Regions from separate parts of the Homo sapiens genome. Here region 2 is linked to region 1. Evidence: chromatin contacts called from ENCODE Hi-C or POLR2A ChIA-PET data. All regions are on one chromosome and are shown on one strand. The core of a region is the stretch at or near the end of the contact, and the rest is flanking DNA. Distances in the headings are between cores, read along the strand shown.

Region 1 (3,059 bases), core at 218-2,717:
CACCTGCATTTCAAAGTGCTCGAGAGCTGCATGTGGTTGATGGCTACCATATTAGATAGTGTAGATTTAGTCCATTTCCATCACTGTAGAAAAGTTCTGTTGGGACCGGGCGCGGTGGCGCATGCCTGTAATCCCAGTACTTTGGGAGACCAGGGCGAGCGGATCACGAGGTCAGGAGTTCGAGACCAGGCTGGCCAACATAGTGAAACCCTGTCTCTACTAAAAATACAAAAAAGTAGCCGGGTCTGGTGGTGTGCGCCTGTAATCCCGGCTACTAGGGAGGCTGAGGCAGGAGAATCGCGTGAACCAGGGAGGCGGAGGTTGCAGTGAGCCGAGATCGCACCACTGAACTCCAACCCGGACGACAGTGCGAGACTCTGTCTCAAAAAATAAAAAAAGTTCTCTTGGACAGCATCGTAAACCCTTTCCTCACAAAGCTGGCATTGGATCGAATCTGCCTGCCTCTTTCTCCACATCTTCTTTTAAAAAAACGTAGTATAATTATTTGTAATCCTAGGAAAAACGTGGCCTTTGGTTTGAATAATGGCTCAACTTCTCACTAGATGTAGTTCTGTGGGCAATTTTACCTATTGTAGCCTTAATCTTCATCTGTAATATGGAGATAATTCCATGTAACTCATAATGAAGGCGAGGAATAACTAAGAATATATAAAGTATCTGGACATAGTTAATTTGTCTCCTTTTGTCCACCCCATGTGTGCGTTGATGCAGAAGAGGCATTCCAATGTTTTCTCATCCAGACTTATGGTGGGGGGGTGGTGCCTGCAAAGAGTATGTTTTGCGATCTTGTCCAGGACAGTACTCCGGCCAGGTAGCAGCGAGGCTACCTCAGTTTACTAAAAAAGGGACACGGGTACTGAATATCTGGAAGGACTGGAGGTGGGAGTGGGGGCACCCTGAAAAGGGAGGCTCTACCTTTATGTTTCGATGGGGAGGTGTGTATAGTGACTGTGTGGGCACCGACAGTCCTTCCTCACACGGGGGACTGGGAGTCAGGAGGAACGACTAGGGACTCGTCCAGTTTTCTTCGGGTCCCCAAACGTGGCAAGAGTCCACCCTCTGCAGCGCCAGGCGCCGTACCTCACTTTCTCCATTTGCGGACTCCAGTTCCCAGGATGCTGAGCAGCGGCCAATCTCCTGGCTCTTCTTCCATCCCCCTCCCGGGAAAGACTGCCCCTGGCCAAAGCAAGGGGCAGTTGGAACTTCAGGGACCAACGACTGCAAGGGTATGGAATTAGACAGCGGCCAGAGTCCTAGTTTCGCGGCCTGGGCGGTAAATGAGGCGGCTCCAGGGCCGCGGCGGAGAGGAGGGGGGCTTCGTTCCCACGTGTCTGCCCTGCTGCCGGCCCGGCGCGGTCGGGGTTAACCCGGAGCGGAAGGATCCCGCAGCGTGTGCGTAGAACTGCAGAGTCACAGCCTTTCCTCCGAGAGGGCGGGATCCCTCCGCCGCTCCGCTCCAACACAAAATAGGGCCGCCTCTTCTCCTTTCTCCCCCTCTCGAGTGGGGTGCCCCGGGCAAAAGGCCCCCCCGGATCTAGCGCCGAAGGCTTCACGAATCTTCACGACCGCTGCCCAGCTCTTGGGCCAGGAAATAGCCCCTTCGCAGGAACCACCCTACCGGCCGAACAGGAGGCGGAGGGGGGGAGGCGGAGCGGCGCCGCGCTGCACTACTTTCCTCTCCGGTTGCAAATGGCTGCCTCGTTCCCCACTTTCCGCTCAGTTTCCTGACCCCCCGGTGCCGGGAGCCGGGGTTGGGCCATGCACCTCTAGGCCGCCTGCGATCACAGTCAGCCGGGGGTCGAGGGGGTGCCACCGACCAGAGCCGGCCAGGCCGGGGGCGGGGCAGCTCCCGAGGCCAGAGGGGAAGGGAGGCGAGCGCAGGGCCTGGAGCGGCCGGAGGGGAGCGGGCAGAGGGCTCGCACCGCCCGCCCCTTCCTTTTCCTCGCCTACCTAGCCTCCTCCCTTCCCCGGGGGGAGCAGAAGGTGGGGGGCTCGAAGCCGCCGAGGGTGAGCGCTCGGGGTCGAGAAGCCCGGCGCTGGGTGTGTGTCAGGTTCAGCCCCGCGGCCCCGCCGGCCCCGCGTCGCCGTAGCTCGCGCGGCCCCGGGCGCCGGCCGGGGCGGGGAGAGGGGCTCGGCGCTCCTGCGAGGGTCTCACGTTCCATCCGGGCCAGGCGCGGGGCGGCGCGGCATTCCTTCCGGGCTGCTGGGGAGGCGCCTCGACGTTCCATCTGGAGAGCCTCGACGTTCCGCCCGAGCCCGGCGCGGGCGGCCGGGGCGCTGGCCGGGCCCTAGGACTGAGAGGCCGCCCGGCGACGCGGATGCGGAGCCTGCTCGCCCAAGATCAAAGCCACCGGTGCTCTCTTTGTGTCCGCTCGGGATTCGCCGCCCTGGGGCTGTCCATGGAAACCTAAACTGCTGGAACCTGAGGCAGAGAACCCCTCTTTGGCTTCTTGCTGTTTTTTTGTGGGGGGAGGGTGGCCACTCCGACCTGGATTTACCGTTCTTGGCCCCCCTAAGCCCCCCCGTGCGGGGGGCGGCTGTGATCGCTCTGGCGGTTGGAGGTCGGGGAGCGGCCCGGGCTCTGGCCATGTTCTCGGATGAGGATTTCTGGATCGCCCTGTGAAGAGGTGAGTGAAGTCCGCCCGGCCAGGGCCCAGAAAGGGTTGGACTGGGGGCACAGCCAGATGGACTATCTTAGCCGGAGCTGGCCTTTAGGTTGGAGAAGGGGGTGCCAGAGCTGGGGAGCGTTCCTTTGGCAGGGTCTGTCAAGGGAACCTGAGCCAGTCACCAGGGCAGAACTGAGGCCTGGTGTCTTGGGGTGTGCCTCTTTAAAGACTGGGGGTTCAGGGAACCACGGGAGTTTGGGAACCTGGCCAGATAGCCTCTCTGCCTGTTTATTTTTGTGTTGGGGGAGCTCGACTAAACTAGGACCCGGGCCCTGATGCCAGCACCAATCCCAGGCTGCTGCTTCTCCCCTCAGGGTTCCTTGTGGGCCTTGGGACAGAGCAACTTGGGATGGTGGGGGAGGGTGTCACTGC
Region 2 (3,059 bases), core at 231-2,730, 270 kb after region 1:
CAGGCCTGCACAACTGAGAAATGAGAAAGTACCACTTTCCCATTTTCAAACATTATAACAAACATTTCTCTATCTGATTCTGAAAACCCTGTAAGAAAGACAAGGCAGATGGTTTTATTCCCATTTCAAGAGATTGATGATTTACCCAAGGTATATAGTTTGCAGGTACACGTGGCTGATAAATGTTGGAAACTGGCTTTCCCAACTCTTCTTTTCCTTGCCTGAAGCTCTGTCCTGGACTTAGGAATCCCAGTGGTGATTTGGAGTGGACAAGACTTGAGTCTTGAAGGACAGGACTGCAGGGAGGGCTGGTCCTGAGGAGGAAGCATCTTCAGATACCTAGGTCTTGGGATCTTGGGTGGGGAATAGGCTGCTTGGGGAAGGGCTGAATTGGAAGGAGGAGCTAGAGGTCTGACTGAGGGAATGGAGAGGGGGCCTCAAAAGGAAGCCAGGCAGGCTGCCTTCTTCCCAGCTCCAGAATGGCACCCCCTCTAAAGTCACACTCACCTACGTACATCCTGGAGTGAAACTCCTTCTCCTTTCTGCTTCCACCATTACTCTAATCCTCAAAGGGTTAACCAGCTTTCACACGATTTTCCCATCTCCCAGGTAACTTGGGCAGCTGCTCCGTGCTGGAAATAACTAAAGACCCAGTTTCTCAGTTCGTGCACTTAGCAATGCACCCCAGTAGCCCCTCCAACCCCCAGCAGAGAAGCACAGCCCTTTGGGTAAAAGATGCCTGGGGGTGAGGCTGCAAGTTGGCAGGTGCGGGGGAGGGGCTCCCAGAGAGTAGGGCGGGGGGTTGTGGGGGCGGCAGGGAGAGTGCCCCTTCCCTGGGTCCCTCCACTGGGCCCCGAGGTTCGCCTCGGGGCCGCTGCCCCAGAGACTGGGGGGAAGAGGAAAGAAGTGGTGTGCGGGCAAGCAGGCCGCACACACCTGGCGCCTTGTGGAATGAGAGCTTAATTAATTATTAAACTGAGTTCCCGCGGGAGGGCGCAGGGCCGTGACAGGCAGGGCGGGAATGGCTAGGTGGGGGCTGGGGCTGGGGCAGGGGCAGGGAGGAATTGGGGATGAAGAGTGGGCGCGGGGCGCCGGCCCAACCCCTGGGACCCTGACAGGAAGGAAGGCGACCCTCGGTGGGCGGGGCGGGGGATGTAGCCGTGAGGGGTGGGTTTGCGGGCGCGCTCGGGGACCCCCGGGGTGAGGGCGGGAGAGGAATGCCGGAGGAGGCGGCCGGGGTGAAGGGAAGGGGACCGGGCTGCGAGGTCCCCTCCCCGCGGGGTCTTGATCCCAGAACAGTAGCTGCTTGTCTTCCCAGGACTGGGGGAGGAAGCGGCCGGAGGAGAGGAGGGGGCGCGCGGAGGGAGGGGTCCCATTATTTGGCCTCCTCCGCCCCTACCCCGCTGCTAGGAAGGGGAGTGGGCAACTCGGCCCCCACTTCTGGGGAGGGGGAGGGGGATGCCCAGACAAAAGGAGCTTGTGCCTTTAAGGCGGGGAGTCCGGGAGCCAGCGGGGAGGGGACTTCTGGATCCGGGGTAGAGGGCGGCTGCGCTGGACAGCTCGGGAGGGGGCGAGGGCCGGGCGGACGGCGGACGGCGGACGGCGGGCGGGACGGCCAGGACGCGCGGGCTCGGAGGACCGCGGGACGGCCGGCCGGCCGGCCGGAGCCCGCGGGGGCGGCGGGGCGGGGGCCCAGGGCAGGCGCGGAGCCGGGCCGGCAGGTGAGCGCGCTGAGGGCTAGGGGAAGTGGCCGCTCGGGCTCCCGGTGCGCCAGGATTGGAACGCACCCGAGCGGCTCTCGACAAGAGTTTGTGGGTGGGGGCGCCGAAGCCTTGGACGGGTCGTCTCGGCAGTGTTGCCCGAGGGAGTTGGGGTTGGCAAAGGGAAGTCATGGAGGCAGTGGGATCGAGGACTCCTAGGTCCGGCGCTCGCCACCCCCGTCGCCCGCCGCCTGCCTCCCTCCACGGGGCGAGTTCCAGGCTGGCCCGGAGGCCAGGAGGATCTGGCACGTACTGGGGGAGGGGCTGGCCTGAGTTTTTTGCTGCGGGGCTGTGGGGTGTCTCCGAGTTTGGGGGAGATTCCATTTAGGGGAGAGGAACCGGCCTGGGCAGAGGGAGGGATGCCCTCTGTCTGCGGGAGTCCCTCTCCTTCCCCTCACCCAAAACCTTGGGAATGAAAGGGGTGGGGTCGGCTCCCCACATCCCCCAAGGCCTGCCGCAGGGTGGGCAGGGGAGCTGACTTTATTCAAAGCAGACTCTGGGGCTCGACTGAAAGGCTAGAGGTGGAATCAGGCGTGGGAGCCTCTTTGCCCATATCCTCTCCTTACCAGATTACCCCTGTGAGCTGGAGGGACCTGGTGGGGGTTGCATAGTAAAGGGTGATGTGGGAGCCCTCTGTAATCTTTAGGGAGAGTGAGGACTGGGGATGGGAGAAGGCGGCAGCGGGCACTGGACCGACAGATACAGGCCCTGGGTAGGCTCCTCTACATCTGGAAAGGCCCAGAATTGAAGAATTGAGGCCCATGTCCGAGTATGGTGGGTGGTGCTGGCACTGCTGGGCCCCGCCTGGGCAGTGCCTCTTACCATGAACTTTCTGAAGTCGTTTTTAATCCCCTGGAGCCTCCTTTTGCCAAGGAGGGCAGGGGCAGATGGGCCCTGGGGATGGGATAGACAGGAGGTGGCCAGGAAGGCTTGGCAAGGCAGTGGGCAGAGCCATCCTTAGGGCTGGGCCTTGGCCTTGGCTGGTTCCAAACTCTGGTCTCAGCCTGATCAGGGTTTGGGAGGGACTTGAGGTCTGGGAGGCACTGAGCCTGGGCCTGCCAGGCTGAATGGGACATGGCTGTGGCTGTGGGAGCCGGTGGTATGAAGAACAGCAGATCTGTGAGAGTGCAAATGGACCAACACTCAGGGGAGGAGAAGGTAGAGGCACAAGGCTTAGGAGCCTGACTCTGGGGAGGAGGGAGGTGGTCTGTGCTCCCAGGGCTCATAGTGATGGGTTGCTGGACAAAGTGGGTTGGGGGACCATATAGAGAAATTTTGTGGCTTGGAACAGTGCTCTAC

Evidence for each region. Hi-C counts contacts between places; a loop is a spot of excess contacts on that map. ChIA-PET counts read pairs that join two places held with the same protein, here RNA polymerase II (POLR2A). Pooled maps may share reads with other maps.
Region 2: a pooled map shows a loop between it and region 1 (3-fold over the local background). The contact joins the promoter of ADCY6-DT here to the promoter of KMT2D in region 1. A Hi-C loop is called at or near these places in 1 of 50 pooled maps. POLR2A ChIA-PET finds 5 or more read pairs at or near these places in 3 of 52 experiments (OCI-LY7, activated B cell and activated CD4-positive, alpha-beta T cell).

Annotation. Positions count from the first base shown.
Region 1 is chr12:49,059,202-49,062,260 of GRCh38, reverse strand. KMT2D (lysine methyltransferase 2D) reads left to right here and starts at 1,467. Exons shown (of 55, transcript NM_003482.4): 1 at 1,467-2,648. RefSeq lists an enhancer at 1,400-1,649 and silencers at 1,700-2,319, 2,481-2,775.
Region 2 is chr12:48,787,568-48,790,626 of GRCh38, reverse strand. ADCY6-DT (ADCY6 divergent transcript) reads right to left here and starts at 1,480. Exons shown (of 3, transcript NR_110019.1): 1 at 1,400-1,480; 2 at 508-642; 3 at 92-314. It overlaps ADCY6 (adenylate cyclase 6), which reads left to right and starts at 1,538. Exons shown (of 22, transcript NM_015270.5): 1 at 1,538-1,721. RefSeq lists an enhancer at 2,591-3,059.